Regions from separate parts of the Homo sapiens genome. Here region 2 is linked to region 1. Evidence: read pairs that join two places in POLR2A ChIA-PET (ENCODE). Cell type or tissue: Panc1. All regions are shown on one strand.

Region 1 (8,000 bases):
ACAACACTATCTCTGGCACTAGAAATACATCTGAACAATCTGGAATTAATTATAGAGTTGCAAAGAATTCCACAACATCTAAAAAGATAAGCTTGTATGAGTTCAACCGAACTATTCTGATTAAGCAATTTTTGCTAGCTTTCCTTCTTTCTGATTTAACCCAGAGCATTTAACAAGCACTCTGAAAGCCCCCCTACACTCTGAGTCTAGCCACACAAAAGCTGAAATCCAGTCATCCTGACTGTATCTAATAGCTTCTTCTTCTCTTTTTTTTTTTTTTTTTTTTTAAGATGGAGTTTCGGTCTTGTCTTGCCCAGGCTGGAGTGTGGTGGCATGATCTCGACTCACTGCAGCTTCCACCTCCCGGGTTCAAGTGATTCTCCTGTCTCAGCCTCTCAAGTAGCTGGGACTACAGGCATGTGCCACCACACCCGGCTAAATTTTTTTTTTTTTTAAGTAGAGAGGGGGTTTCACCATGTTGTCCAGGCTGGTCTTGAGCTCCTGACCTCAGGTGATCCACCCGCCTTGGCCTCCCGAAGTGCTGGGATTACAGGCATGAGCCATCGTGCCAGGCCAACTAATAGCTTCTTAATCACAGTTTTGCATCCCAACTCTCCACATTGTCACCTAGCAGCAAATGGAATCCACAGCACTATAAATAATTAGTGTATGTCAAACTGCTCATAAATGCATTAAGATTACTAATAAAGAAGCACATACCCTATGAATACAGTATACTTCCTCCTAGTACAATATTTAAAAATACAAGCTGTTGACAAGCTGCTCCTCTGAACTAAAAACCACTTCTACATTATTAATATTAGTGACCTCACATGGGACCCAAGCTCTCTTGTAACAACAGAAAGTGACAACCATCAATGAGACACAGTGCAAGGAGGTGCTATCTCCCAAGGCAGATGTGAACCACAGATAGCTTGACTTCTGAGACTAAGATTCTTTTTCTTTACCTCCCAAAGAAGTTGCTGTATGGAAAGAAACCCGGTTTTTCTGAATTCTTTTTATTCATTAGACTAAATGGCCTAAACAAGGGAACTAGTTCCTGCAGCTAGAAATAAACTAGTCTTGGGGCCAGGCACAGTGGCTCACGCCTGTAATCCCAGCACTTTGGGAGGCCGAGGCAGGTGGATCACGAGGTCAAGAGATCGAGACCATCCTGGCCAACATGGTAAAACCCTGTCCCTACTAAAAATACAAAAATTAGCCGGGTGTGATGGTGCACGCCTGTAGTCCCAGCTACTCGGGAGGCTGACGCAGGAGAATCCCTTGAACTCAGGAGGCGGAGGTTGCAGTGAGCCGAGATCGCGCCACTGCACTCCAGCCTGGGCAACCAAGTGATACTCCATCTCAAAAAAAAAAACAACAAACAAACAGAAAAGAAAAAAGAAAAGAAGGAAATAAACTAGTCTTTCCCACTCTGTGATGCCAGGGTGGAGAAGTCAGCTTTGTGGCCTGGCAGCTATTCACATGATTCTGAGGGGCTTTCCCCCAGAAAGAATATAAAGCAAGCTTGTGGATAGCAGGCAGGGTATGAAATCAAACCAAATCAAGTACAAATGTCACAAGATACACATCTTTCCCAAAATGTAGGCATAGTAGAGTATCTTAAACACTGTAAAACAATACTAACTCCATAGCCTCATTAACTAACCTACTTACTATGTATTTCTTGTTGCTAATTCCCTTGGGTGCCTCTGGATTCCAGGCCTCTTACAGATGATTCTGAAACTCCTATGAAGGTGAAAATAGACTTATCATGAAAGCTGGTAAGCCTGCTTCTTTTGGATCTTTTCTATAAATGACAATGAATGTACTTGTTCCCAAGGTGAGGATGAACAAACATAAGATGATGAGTACTGTTGTTACTTCACAAGTAGATACATTCCAGGTCCTAGGCAACTTTTACTATATTTTGCAGATTACTCTTAGTTCTTTCTAAATCTCTAGGGATGGAGCCTGTTACTAAAGGAAAGGTGGTTATGACATTGTTTCCTCTGAGAATGATGCCTGAACCAACTCTATCAGAAACACCTGGGTGCTTTTCAAAAACACAGATTCCTGGGCCCAACTTTAAGACAGTTTAAATCACAGATTTGGAGGTGTTCCAGAAATCTATTTTAAACCGCTACCAAAGTCTAGAAACTCTGGCTTAAGGTATTGCAGGGTTGAAAAGCTTTGGACTATTGACTAGTTGAAAGCCATGTAATTTATTCTTATGGTGACTGCCGTATCACACTCAATGGCAGAAGCAGTCCACTTGGCACCATTATCCATTCTTTGCATACCTTTAACCTCTTGGACATATCCACTCCCCTGGACCACAAGGTCTAAATACAAACCAGATGCAGTTGATCATGCACTGGCATGTAGAACCTTCAGAGAATACTCTGATTAGAGAATGTGAGGAATGTGTAGTTCAATGCAAGAAACAAAGATGAATCAGCTGAAAGGTAAGAAGTAAGCCTGGATGCTACAGTGTGAAAAATATAGTCAAATCCAACAAGCATCAGTTGAGTTCCACTCAAGGAAAGATTGAGTTCTGAGAAGGAAGGAGTTGTCAGGAATATTATCACATAAAGTTAAGTCAAAAGAGGACAGAAGGTTTTGGCATGAAGGAGGTCCTCAATCTAAGAATGTACTTCTGGTAAACGGATCTGACAAATCAATGGAAATAAAAGCTAATTGAAACAGGGCTGTGGAGAAATCAGGGTATGGAAATGAAGATCTCACAAACAGACTACTCTTCCATAGGAAAAGGAAAGAAAGAAATTGTCCTAGCTTGGAATTAAATATAGTGTTTGTTTGAAGATGGGAGGCTTTTCAGGAGTTCCCAAGCAGACTTTCATTCTGCCTGCAGAACAAAAGGGTAAGGGCTCAAAAGCTACCATGTAAGAGTTCAAAAAGCCTCCCAGTCCACAGCCTACCCAAACCACTAACCAAATGGATGGTCAGAGTTGGACCTAAGGTCTCACTGACTCACTTGGGAATCACTTAGACAAGCAACAGTATAACAAAACTGGCTGGACTCCCAGCTGTTCACTGTGTGTGCCTGAATGAGTAAACAAATCAGAAAGGCTCACTAGTCACAGCCTTCTGCTCTGAGGCTTGGAGACCTAAAAGGAATGAAAAGGGGAAATTGATAAAAGGAGATGACAGCTTTGGAACAAAAGCCTTGCCTACACTCATAACCTTGGGTACTAGGAGAGGGAAAGGAAGGAATTCCAAAAGTCATGGTAGGGAGATTTTCCTCCTATTATTCAAAGAAAGGAGGACACACATGGTCAATTAGGAAGAAAAACCTCTTTGTGCCTGATACATTGGATGCATTGTCCTCATGCCATTTGCCCTAATGTAAGAATAGTCTTGGGAACACAGCCAGCATGAGTGTCCACTTGACTCATTAGCTGCAACAGTACCAGTCTCTGAGAACTTGTCAGGTCAGTATAGAAGGAGCTCTGTCAGAATCCAAAGTTTCTCCAGAAAGAAGGAAGAAGGAATTAAATATTAATAAAATGGTAAAAGATATAGAGGATTTTTACCTTCAAAGGAAAAAATCATTCTATTCAAATTAGGAAGGAGTTTTATGGAATAGTTTTGATTAGACATATACTGGTAAAATGTAGTCTTTGGCGTTTTACCTTCCCTCACAACATGTATTTTCAAAGTTTTCAATATTCAAGTTATCACTCTAACTGTTGAAATACAGATAGATCAAACAGCTTTATAGAGGGATAACTCATATGCCATACAATTCATCTATTTAAAGTGTATAATTCAGTGGGTTTTGGTACATACATAAGGTTGTGCGACCTTTGCCATAATCAACTTTAGAACATTTTCATCACCCCAAAAAGAAATCCTCCCATATCCATTAGCAAGCAATCATTCCCCATTTCCCAACTTCCTTCTTCCCCAGTCTTGGAAAACCATTAATCTACTTTCTGTCTCCATGGATTTGCCTATGCAGTTATGCAGCTCATACAACATTTTGGTCAACAATGGATCTCATATATGACAGTGGTCCCATAAGACTAAAAGGAAGCTGAAAATTCTTATTGCCTAGTGGTGTCATAGCCATCATAATGTAATGCGTTACTCATATGTTTGTGATGATGCTGGTGTAAACAAACCTACTGCAATGCCAGTCATATAAAAGCATAGCACATATAATTATGTACAGTAAATAACACTTGATAATAGCAATGACTATTACTGTTTTATGTATTATTATACTATACTTTTTATCATTAACCATGTGTGTTATTTCCCCTGAAGACCTTCCAGTGGGACAAGATATGGAGATTGAAGACAGTGATAATGATGATCCTGACCTTGTGTACGCCCAGGTTAATGTGTGTTTGCCTTAGTTTTTAACAAAGTTTAAAAAGTAAAAATAAATTTTAAATAGCGAAAAGCTTATAGAATATTTTTAAATGTTTTTGTACAACTGTGCAATGTGTTTATATTTTAAGCTAGGTGTTATTATAAAAGAATCAAAAAGTATAAATATTCTAAAAGTTCATGAAGTTACAGTAAGCTGAGCTTAATTTGTTATTGAAGAAAAAAATTTTTACATAAATTTAGTGTAGCTTAAGTGTACAGTGTTTATTAAATCCATAGTAGTGTACATCAATGTCTGAGACCTTCATATTCATTCACCACTCACTCACTGATTCATCCAGAGCAACTTCTAGTCCTGCAAGCTCTATTCATGGTAAGTGTCCCATATAGGTGTACCATTTTTAATGTTTCATACGTTAAAGATGTTTGATGTTTTACTGTACTTTTTTATGTTTAGATACCCAAATACTTACCATTGTGTCCCAACTGCCTATAGTATTCAGTACAGTAACATGCTATACAGGTTTGTAGCCTAAGAGCAATAGGCTATACCACATAACCTGGGTAGTATATATAGTAGGCTATGCCATCTAGGGTTGTGTACACTCTATGATGTTCACACAACAAAATCACCCTATTCTCAGAACATACCCTGTTGTTAAGTAATGACACATGACTGTAACTGGAATCATACAATATGTAGTCTTCTCGATTGGTTTCTTTCATTTAACATAACGTTTTCGAGGCTCATCCATGTAGAAAACATATATTTCTTTTTATTGGCAATATTGCATTATATGGATATACCACACTTTATTTATTCATTTCTCAGCTGACAGATATTTGGGTTACTTCCACTTTTTGGCTATCATGAATAATGCTGATAAAACTTTCATAGTAGTACCATACATGGTAGTAAAGAGCCTATATCACTCAAATTCTTTTCTTTTTTTTTTTTTTTTGAGACAGGGTCTCACCCAGGCTGGAGTGCAGTGGCACAGTTACAACTCACTGCAGCCTCGATGTCCCAGGCTCAAGTGATCTTCTCACCTCAGCCTCTTGAGTAGCTGGGACCACAAGCGCGCAACACCTCGCCCAGCTAATTTTTGTATTTTTTGTAGAAACAGGGTTTTGCCATGTTGCCTAGGCTGGTGTCTAACTCATGGGCTCAAGTAATACACCTGCCTCAGCCTCCCAAAGTGCTGAGATTACAAGTGTGAGCCACTGTGCCCAGCTCAAATTATTTCAAAGGTGTGGAAGGCAAAATTTCTTTAAAACACCTGTGCTATTCAAGGTGCCATCCTAGAAGCAGAGTGACCAAGGCGCTAACTTACTGATCTTGAACTTCCCAGACTGTGGGAAATACATTTCTGTTCTTCATTTTTTTTAGTGTGCTAGTTGTAGGAAACCATCAGTTAGATTTAAATGGTGGCAATAAAAATGATGCAGATTTGGTAACATGTTTTGTCATTTATACTGAGTTGAGAATTTAAAGGTTTAGAGTTCACTTTACTACTATTTATTTGTAGCTTGTCATTTTTCCTTTCATGCCTGTACTGCTTTTAGCTCTATTAGTTCTCAACTTAGTCTTTAAAAAAATGGACCTATTTTTTACCTTCATTAGCTTCGACAAGAAAACCCATAATTACTACTGCCCATTAGAACTAAATGGATGGTGAGTATTTACCACACAATTTCTTCTTATTAAGCTCACTACAGTTGCCCCTTGGGGACTGGTTCCAGGAACCCCCACAGATACCACAATCCAAATGTTCAAGTCCCTTATATAAAATAGAGTAGTATTTGCATATAAGCTAGCACGTCCTCCTATATACTTTATCTTTCTGGGTTACTTATAATACCTAATACAATGTAAATGTATGTAAATGGTTGTTTAACTGTATTGGTTTTTTATTATTTTTTCTTGTTTTTTTCCTAAACATTTTCCATCCACAGTTGGTTGAATCCATGGCTGTACGATGTTTTAAAAAGTACGGTTACATTCTGTTTCCTAAGAAAACACTTAACTGTATTTTTCTGTTTACAAATGGGTCTGATACCCAATAATTAAAATTATTTTAATAAGCCAAATTCTTCATGCATAGAAAGACGAACTAATACCACATATGTGCTCAAAAATAAATAAATAAATAAATGTGGGGTTTCCCTTTAAGGATAGAGTCTAAACTCCTAAAAGGCTAAAACTGACTCTCTAAGAACTGTTCCCTGCCATATCTCCAGCCTCATTGCCACTACTCTTTAAACCCACCCTGCATGCAGTAACAGAGGCCTGCTTGTGTTTGCCTGTACATATTGCACTCTTTGCTTCCCTGTCTTTGCTCCTGCTGCTTCGTCTAGAAGGCCTCCTACAACCATCCTTCACCTGCCTCATTCTGATTTTTAAAATAATTGGTTCAGTGGTCACCTCCTCTAGGAAGGCTTAATAAATGTGGTTCCAGCCTCTCACTGACCCCTCCCCTATCACCAGTAACATAATCACAAGTTAAGTATACTTCCCTCTGGACTCCCGTGGTGTGTAAGATCTCTGCACTTACTGACTCCAACTGTACTTATCCTTTGAGAAGTATGTCTTCACCTCTAAACTGTGAGGCAAAGTTCTGCCACCGATTCTACACAACTAGTACTGGGACTGAAAATACAAAGCTGCTTAATAAATGTTTTTAGTTTGCTGATGAAATACATTAGCCATTCTCAAACTTTTTGGTCTCAGGACCCCTTTACACTGCTAAAAATGACTGAGAACATCAATGAGCTTTGTTTATGTGGATGATATATGGTATATTTTTACCATTTTAGATGTTTAAACTGAGAAATTTTTAAAATATGCATCAATTCAAGAAAAGAAAAGTTAATAAATAACCCTTAGCATTTTTTGAAAATATCTGTGACTCCAAGGACTCTCTGAAAGGGTGTCAGGGACCACCCAGGGCCCCAGCACAATGGTATTGTGGGTTGTTTGTTTCACAAATTACAAAATGTATTTTCATTCACAAACGAAATATTTGAGAAGGTTGATAGGCAAATGAAAAGATATAAAGGAAGGGAAGGGGGATACAACCTTAACCATAGCTAGAGAAAATAGCTGAGGACAGAGAGGCAAAGCCAAGGAAGAGTGGTAATAAAGTAGTATAAACATCACCAGTCTTAGGAAAAATAATAAAGAAGCTAAAAGTAATTCTGTACCAACAAAACCAAAAACAGGAACGACACAGAAGGACAAAAGTCTGAACGAAACCTTAAGTAAAAATTGATCTTTTGGGTAGGAAATGTACCACTTTAACAATTCTATTCCACACAACTCCCATCTTTTTATCTTTCTCAGTCCTCATATGCTCTTTATTACACATCTCTTCTGCCTCTTTTGGATATCTATTCTCTCTTGATTTGTAGTTATCAGCCGAAAAATGCTGCTCAAAGGTTATATGATTAGAGGGGGGAAAGCAACAGCTCTCATGAAGCTGCATGATTGGAATTCAACTGATAAATTTTTTAACATTCCATTAAAATATAAAAAATGTTAATGAGATTTTAAAATTAGAAATGCTGAAGTTATTTTTACATGCTGAAAATACATTAAAAATTACTGTTCTTAAAATATGCTGCATAAAGGCCAGGATTGG
Region 2 (8,000 bases), 270 kb before region 1:
ACCATGCCCGGCTAATTTTTTGTATTTTTTAGTAGAGATGGGCTTTCACTGTGTTAGCTAGGATGGTCTCGATCTCCTGACCTTGTGATCTGCCTGCCTCTGCCTCCCAAAGTGCTGGGATTACAGGCGTGAGCCACTGCTCCCAGCCCTTTCTTTTTTTTTTTTGTTTGTTTGTTTTTTGAGACGGAGTCTTGCTCTGTGGCCCAGGCTGGATGGAGTGCAGTGGCATGATCTGGGTTCACTGCAACCTCCATCTCCCGGGTTCAAGCAATTCTTCTGTCTCAGCCTCCCGAGTAGCTGGGACTACAGGCGTGTGTCACCACACCCGGCTAATTTTTGTATTTTTAGTAGAGACTGGGTTTTGCCATGCTGGCCAGGATGGTCCTGATTTCCTGACCTGGTGATCTGCCTGCCTCGGCCTCTCAAAGTGCTAGGATTACAGGCGTGAGCCACCACACCCGGCCTGCCATTTATATTATTTTTTAATAATTGATTCTCTTCCAATTTCTCAGCAGTTTCTCGAACAATGAATTGGATATTGGACCTCTAAGACTGAGTATTTTTTTGTCTTTTCTGTTCATGTGTTTATCTTTTTGTTCTACTTTCTAAATTTAAGCCTTTTCATGGATTTAAAAACTATTGAGTTCTTATTTTTTGAATTTTCTTTTCTTACAGTATTTTGCTATTTCCTGAATATACTGCCTTATATCTCAGGGTTTTAAAAAATTAGCTTACTGTTACATTAGTGGCTTTTTAGGAGAAAGTAGAGACATGTACTTACTCACTCTACTGCGTTTAAGGGAAGTTTTTTTGTTGGAAAAAAATAACTTTTTTTTTTTTTTTTTTTGAGACGGAGTTTCGCTCTTATTGTCCAGGCTAGAGTGCAATGGTGCGATCTCGGCTTGCTGCAACCCCCACCTCCCAGGTTCAAGCGATTTTCCTGCCCCGGCCTCCTGAGTAGCTGGGATTACAGGCTCCTGCCACTATACCTGGCTAATTTTTTTTTTTTTTTTGTATTTTTAGTTGAGACAGGATTTCACCATGTTGGCCAGGCTGGTCTCGAACTCCTGACTTCAGGTGATCTGCCCACTTCGGCCTCCCAAAGTGCTGGGATTACAGGTGTGAGCCACCACGTCTGACCAACTTTTATATTTTTAGTAGAGATGAGGTTTCACCATTTTGGCCAGGTTGGTCTTGAACTCCAGACCTCAGGTGTTCCATCCACTTCAGCTTCCCAAATTGATGGGATTACAGGCGTGAGCCACTGCCCCTGGCCAAAAATAACTTTTGTGTAATAGTACAATTAATTGCCACTAGGAAATAATTTGCTACTAGATCATACTACTTGATTTCTAATATCAGATCACTTCTTAACTGGGAAGCCATACAGATATTTTGGGGGTATCCCAAATCCAGACTTACTGAAATATCCAATTCAGCAAACGTCTGTTTTGGTAAGATGATGAAATGAATAGAGATAGTACAATTTGAAGTAAAGTATTCATGTAGAAAATGAAACATGTAGTTTTGTGAAGTGCTTTTCCTGTAGATTATATAAAGTAATGGAATCTTTTTGGTGTAATTTTATAGGATTTTTCGGGATTGTCACCCTACGAAAGGAAGAGACTGAAGAACATATCAGAAAACGCAGACTTTTTTGCTTCTCTTCAGTTGTCTGAGGTTTGTGTGGAGTCTATTTAAAAGCAAGATGCAGGGCCGGGAACAGTGGGTAGCGCCTGTAATCCTGTCACTTGGGGAGGCTGACATGGGAGAATCGCTTGAGGCCAGGAGTTCGAGATCAGCCTGGGTAACATACGGAGACCCGCCCCCCGCCCCCCGCCCCCCACCCCAATCTCTATAAAAAGTAAATTAGTTGAGCATAGTGATGCATGTCTGGAGTCCTAGCTACTGGGGTGGCTGAGGTGGAAGGATGGCTTGAGTTTGGAAAGTCAAGGCTGCCGTGAGCTATGATCATGCCACTGCATTCCAGCTTGGGCAACAGAGCCAGACCCTGTCTCAAAACAGCAACAACAAGAGCCGTAAAACCCAAGATGTCATAACTCCCACCAGGTCAATAACATATCAGGTTTCATAGTGTCATATGAGGGAGGGTAAAATTGGAGCAGGTTTTGTGCTTAATAGGAAGAGGTTACTGTACTCTGTTGATTCTAAGGCATTATTTTTTTTGTCTTTTTTTTTTTTTTTGAGACGGAGTTTTGCTCTTGTTGCCCAGGCTGGAGTGCAATGGCACGATCTTGGCTCACTGCAACCTCTGCCTCCCGGGTTCAAGTGATTCTCCTACCTTAGCTTCCCAAGTAGCTGGGATTACAGGCGCCCGCCACCACGCCTGTAATTTTTGTATTTTTAGTAGGAATGGGGTTTCACCATGTTGGTAAGGCTGGTCTCGAACTGCTGACCTCGGGTGATCTACTTGCCTTGACCTCCCAAAGTGCTGGGATTACAGTTGTGATCCACCATGCCTGGCCTGTCTTTTTTTTTTTTGAGACAGGGTCTCGCTGCGTTGCCCAGGCTGGAGTACAGTGGCGCTGATCATGACTCATGGCCTATCTTAAGGATCTTTAGTTCCTGAATAGACCTTAGTTTAGTGTGGGTATAGTAGCAGATGCTTAATATTTTAAAAGGTAAGATACGTAGTTATAACATTTTTACATGATTTTTATACTTTACAGTCTGCTGCAAGACTCCGTGAAATGATAGAGAAGAGACAGCCTCCTAAATCCAAAAGGTAAAATATCTAGTTTGCAATGCCTGAACCATGATACATTGCTCAACTGTTTTATAATTTGAAAAAAATGGTTTGGTGTGGTAAGCTTAACAGATCATAAAGTGCTATTTAATCTCAGTCCCTCTAGGATCTCTGAGGGAATGCTACCCTTTAATAACTTTACAATTCTCATCTTCATCAAAGGAATATGGAGCAAATAAAATGGAGAGCTGAATTTTGTTTATATTTATTGTTGCTACTAATGAAGGGAAATCTTTATTTCCACTAAATTACTGTCACTTAGAAAACTATTAAAGATTCTTCTACTTACTTTTAATTTTTCTGGCTATCTTTTTGCGTCTCAATTTGTTTTTGCTTTCTTAGTCCTAGAATAAAGGAAAGGAATTAACATTTATTGAATATCTCTGAAACATACTGCAGTGATCTAGCAATTTTGTCCTATATTATCTCATTTAACTCTGACAACCACTGCATGTGGTAGGTAATATATTCATTTTGTGAGTTAGAAATCAGGCTCAAAAGATAAAATTGTTGGCTGGGTGCAGTGGCTCATGCCTATAATCCCAGCACTTTGGGAGGTTGAGTCAGGGGGTCACCTGAGGTCGAGAGTTCAAGACTGGCCTGACCAACATGGAGAAACCCCATCGCTACTAAAAAAAAAAAAAAAATTAAAAATTAGCCGGGTGTGGTGGCACATGTCTGAATCCCAGCTACTCAAGAGGCTAAAGCAGGAGAATCGCTTGAACCCGGGAGGCAGAGGTCATGGTGAGCCAAGATTGCACCATTGCACTCCAGCCTGGGCAATAAGAGTGAGACTCCATCTCACAAAAAAAAAAAAAACAAAAAAAAACAACTATTTGCTGAAAGTCAAAACAGCTTATAAGTGGTAGCTTTAGGATTTGAACTCAAGGGTGTTTAAATTTTGAATTATCTCCATTGCATTTTAGCAGTGCTTACATATAAATGAAGAAACTAAAATCTTGGTATCATTAGCTCATTTGTTTAGTGCCAGTTCCTAATGAAATGTAGCTTCATTTACTTGGTTTGATTCTGTTACAGGACAATTAGCTTGAGAAAAGCTGGACCTTTAATCATGGCCAGGTATTTTCAAGTGTGAAAAGTTACTATAAGAGGAACATCATTAACACTGGAAAAACAGTAGCACTGGTCCTGTTGCCCGCTGATTAGTAGCTTTACATTTGCATTTTTTTATTAGCCAAGATTGGTGATTTCTTCCTAAATCACAAAATTCTAGCCCTTAATAGTTGTATAGGCAGTAGCAAGTTGATAGTATGGAAGTTGTGTAATGTAGCGCAGAAGTGTAGCCTTTGAGATTTAGCAAATTTGGGTTCAAGTTTTGATTCAGTCACTTACAGCTATGACAGTAACCTTGGATACTTTATATAATTTTTCTTTCTGTAAAGCTGGCATTATGCTAATCTAGAAGGATTTAAATTTTTTGAAAATTATTAAATATACATATAAAAAGGTACATATAATGTATTTGTGTAGTTGAAAAATTATACAGGTCCCATCCATGTACCTGCCATCCAGGTTAATAGAAATTACGAATACCCCTGAAGGCCCATATATACCCCTCCCTCCCGATACAACCACTATGCTGAATTTTGTGGTAATATTTCCTTGCATTTATTTATTGCTTTTTTTTTTTTTTTTGAGATGGAGTCTCGCTCTGTTGCCCAGTCTGGAGTGCAGTGGCGCGATCTCGGCTCACTGCAACCTCCACCTCCCAGGTTCATGCCATTCTCCTGCCTCAGCCTCCCGAGTAACTGGGACTATAGGCGCCCGCCACCACGCCCGGCTAATTTTTTGGATTTTTAGTAGACGGGGTTTCACCGTGTTAGCCAGGATGGTCTCAATCTCCTGACCTCGTGATCCGCCTGCCTCGGCCTCCCAAAGTGCTGGGATTACAGGCGTGAGCCACTGTGCCCAGCCTATAGTTTCATTTTTATTTATTTATTTTTTTGAGACAGAGTCTTGCTCTGTTGCCCAGGCTGGAGTACAGTGGTGTAATCTTGGCTCACTGCAGCCTCTGCCTCCCAGGTTCAAGCAATTCTCATGCCTCAGCCTTCTGAGTAGCTGGGATTACAGGTGCTCATGACCATGCTCTGCTAAATTTTGTATTTTTAGTAGATACGGGGTTTCGCCATGTTGGCAAGGCTGGTCTGGAACTCTGGACCTCAAGTGATCCACCCACCTCAGCCTCCCAAAGTGCTGGGATTACAGGTGTGAGCCACTGTGCCTGGCTATTGATTTATAGTTTTACTACCAGTGAGTGTATCCTTAAACACTATATTGTTTAGCTTTGTCTTTTTTTGGTGTTCACATACAATATGCCTTTTTTATATTCTGAGATTTTCTTATTTTGCTCATCTTTACATATTTATGCTTTTAAATTTACCCATGTTGATGCGCACAGCTTTATTTCGTTCTTTTTTTCTGCTATATGATATTCCACTGTATGAATGTACTACATTTTATTCTACTGTTGATGAACAATTGAGTTGTTATTTTTATTATGAAAAGTGCTGCTCCAAACATTCTTAAGTCTCTTAGTGCTTATGTATGGGAGTTTCTCTAGGAGTAGATTTCTAGGATTGTATGACAGCCCATATTATTCCATATACTCAGGTGTCTTTTTTGAGGATTAAATATGAGATGGAATGTTGACTACAGTTTTTAGTATATAGTATACTTTCAATCAGTAGGTTTTACTAATTCTCGAAGTAATGTGGACTATAACTGATAATTTTTTATGTGAATTTTTGGAAATAATTTCAGAGGCTTCTCTTTCCCCAACATTTTAAAATGAATTACTTTTTTAAAAATGAAAAAATAGTGCATAAAAAAATAGAGAATGTATATTATTTAAAAAGTAAACTACAGTGTATGGAAGGGAATGCAGTGAAACGTTTTAAGTTTCCTTCCTATTTTAGACCTTAGTTTTCCAGGCCTTTTCCCTAGAAGTAGTAGTTTTATGTGTATTCCTCCAAAGGTAACCTCAGCATGTACAAATGTATGTGTATATGTAACCTTTTTGTATACATGTACTGGACTTTGTTTTTGCTTTTTATAACCAAGGGTTCCTTTCAGCAGTGCATAAAGATCTATATCATTCTTTTTATGGCTGCGTATTATTCTATTAGATATGTATACCATAATTTAACAGACCTCACCTCTTTTTGATGAACATTTAGGTTTGTTTTTTCCATACTTCTTATTAAGATAATTGTGGCCATGTATATATATATCTATGCAGTTTATAAATATATCTGTGGTATATATTCCTAGAAGTTATCTCTTTAGTATTAGTAAATACATTTTATTGTTTTGTGAGTATAACATGAGTTTTTCCCCACTCCTTTAGAAAGAAGCCTAAGAGAGAAAATGGGATTGGATGTAGAAGGTCAATGCGATTACTAAAAGTTGATCCTTCGGGAGTTTCATTACCAGCAGCTCCAACACCGCCGACATTAGTAGCAGATGAAACTGTAAGGAAATGTGCAAATATAATATTTTAATGTAATAAAATACTGAAAAATTTGAAGTGTTGAAACTAGACTAAAAGTTCATTAAATTATGTTTAATTTTATATTTCATTAATACTTGAATGTTGTATGGTTTTGTTTTGTTTTTTTGAGATGGAGTCTCACTCTGTCGCCCAGACTGGAGTGCAGTGGCATGATCTTGCCTCACTGCAACCCCCTCCTCCCGTGTTCAAGCGATTCTCCTGCCTCAGCCTCCCGAATAGCTGGGATTACAGGCACATGCCACCATACCTGGCTGATTTTTTTTATTTTTGGTAGAGACGGGGTTTCACCATGCTGGCCAGGCTGGTCTTGAACTCCTGACCTGAAGTGGTCTGCCTGCCTCGGCCTCCCAAAGTGCTGGGATTACAGGTGTGAGCCACTGTGCCCGGCCCATTTGTACGCTTTAATGAGTAAGATTTCGAAGTCGTAAAGACTGTATTGGATTCTGTATTTCTGCAGGACTTACCTGCTTAGGATTGTGGGTGAGTTAATTAACCTTTCTGATTGTTTCTCCATTAAAAAAAAGTCAGCAATAATAGAACCCTCAGTAAATATGTACAATTTTATGTCAGTTTAAAAAAAAAACCTCAAAGAGCTACTGTAAAGATAAATGAAATCATATCTATAAAGTTTCTCACATATTAGGGGCTTAGTAATCAATAGAATATAGTTATTAATGTTAATAAATACGTGATAATGTGTAGTTTTAGTGAGTAGAGTTTTATTTAGCAAACATTTTCTAAATATTTTTTATTCAAGAACACCTATTTTTAATACTTTATATGTAAGTGTTTAATTGTAAATAGGAAGATAGCACTAATTAGGCTGGTGTTTTGGGAGCAAATTGCAAATCTAGGTGTTATGGGAAGCAGCATAGAAGAGTAGCTTCAAATTTTTTTGAAGCCTCAGCCCACAAGAAATATATTTGTGGCCAGGTGTAGTGGTTCATGCCTGTAATCCCAGCACTTTGGGAGGCTGAGGCAGGAGGATCGCTTGAACCCAGAAGTTTGAGACCAGCCTAGGCAACATCAAGAGACCCTGTTCTTACAAAAAAAATACAAAAATCAGCTGGGTGTGGTGGCATGTGCCTGTAGTCCCAGCTCCTCAGGAGGCTGAGGTGGGAGCATCACTTGAGACGTTAATTTAAAAATATATATATATATTTATTTACATTGTAACTATCACACATATATGCAACTGAAACCACAGTTTGTCAAACGACACTTAATACATGTGGTGCACTTTGGTATTTCTTTTTTTTTTTTCTTTCTGAGACAGAGTCTCCCTCTGTCACCCAGGCTGGAGTGCAGTGGCACAATCTCAGTTCACTGCAACCTCCGCCTCCCGGGTTCAAGTGATTCTCATGCCTGAGCCTCCAGAGTAGCTGGGACTGTAGGTGTGTGCTACCACGCCTGGCTAAGTTTTGTTTTTTTGTTTTTTTTTTTTTTTTTTTGAGACGGAGTCTCAATCTGTTGCCCAGGCTGGAGTGCGGTGCTGTGATTTTGGCTCACTGTAAGCTCTGCATCCCAGGTTCATGCCATTCTCCTGGCTCAGCCTCCGCTGGGACTATAGGCACCTGCCACCACGCCCGGCTAATTTTTTTGTATTTTTAGTAGAGATGGGGTTTCACTGCGTTAGCCAGGATGGTCTCAATCTGACCTCATGATCTGCCCGCCTCGGCCTCCCAAAATGCTAGGATTACA

What was found. Peaks named below come from ENCODE experiments on the same cell type or tissue, not always from the same donor. Only the 100,000 strongest peaks of a DNase experiment are listed, where the experiment ranks them.
Region 2: POLR2A ChIA-PET joins it to region 1 with 12 read pairs; 2 of 35 experiments call an interaction of 5 or more read pairs at or near these places.

What each region holds. Positions count from the first base shown.
Region 1 is chr15:44,099,782-44,107,781 of GRCh38, forward strand. All of the region lies in intron 1 of FRMD5 (FERM domain containing 5), which reads right to left. Among named protein-coding and RNA genes, the nearest start is that of FRMD5, 91 kb to the right of the region's middle. In Panc1, no CTCF peak of the experiment used is centred here; DNase peaks (open chromatin) are centred at 3,070, 3,320 and 4,070; H3K4me3 peaks cover 393 bases; H3K27ac peaks cover 6,814 bases.
Region 2 is chr15:43,833,471-43,841,470 of GRCh38, forward strand. WDR76 (WD repeat domain 76) reads left to right here. Exons shown (of 13, transcript NM_024908.4): 3 at 1,591-1,680; 4 at 2,691-2,746; 5 at 6,135-6,258. Among named protein-coding and RNA genes, the nearest start is that of WDR76, 10 kb to the left of the region's middle. In Panc1, no CTCF peak of the experiment used is centred here; no DNase peak of the experiment used is centred here.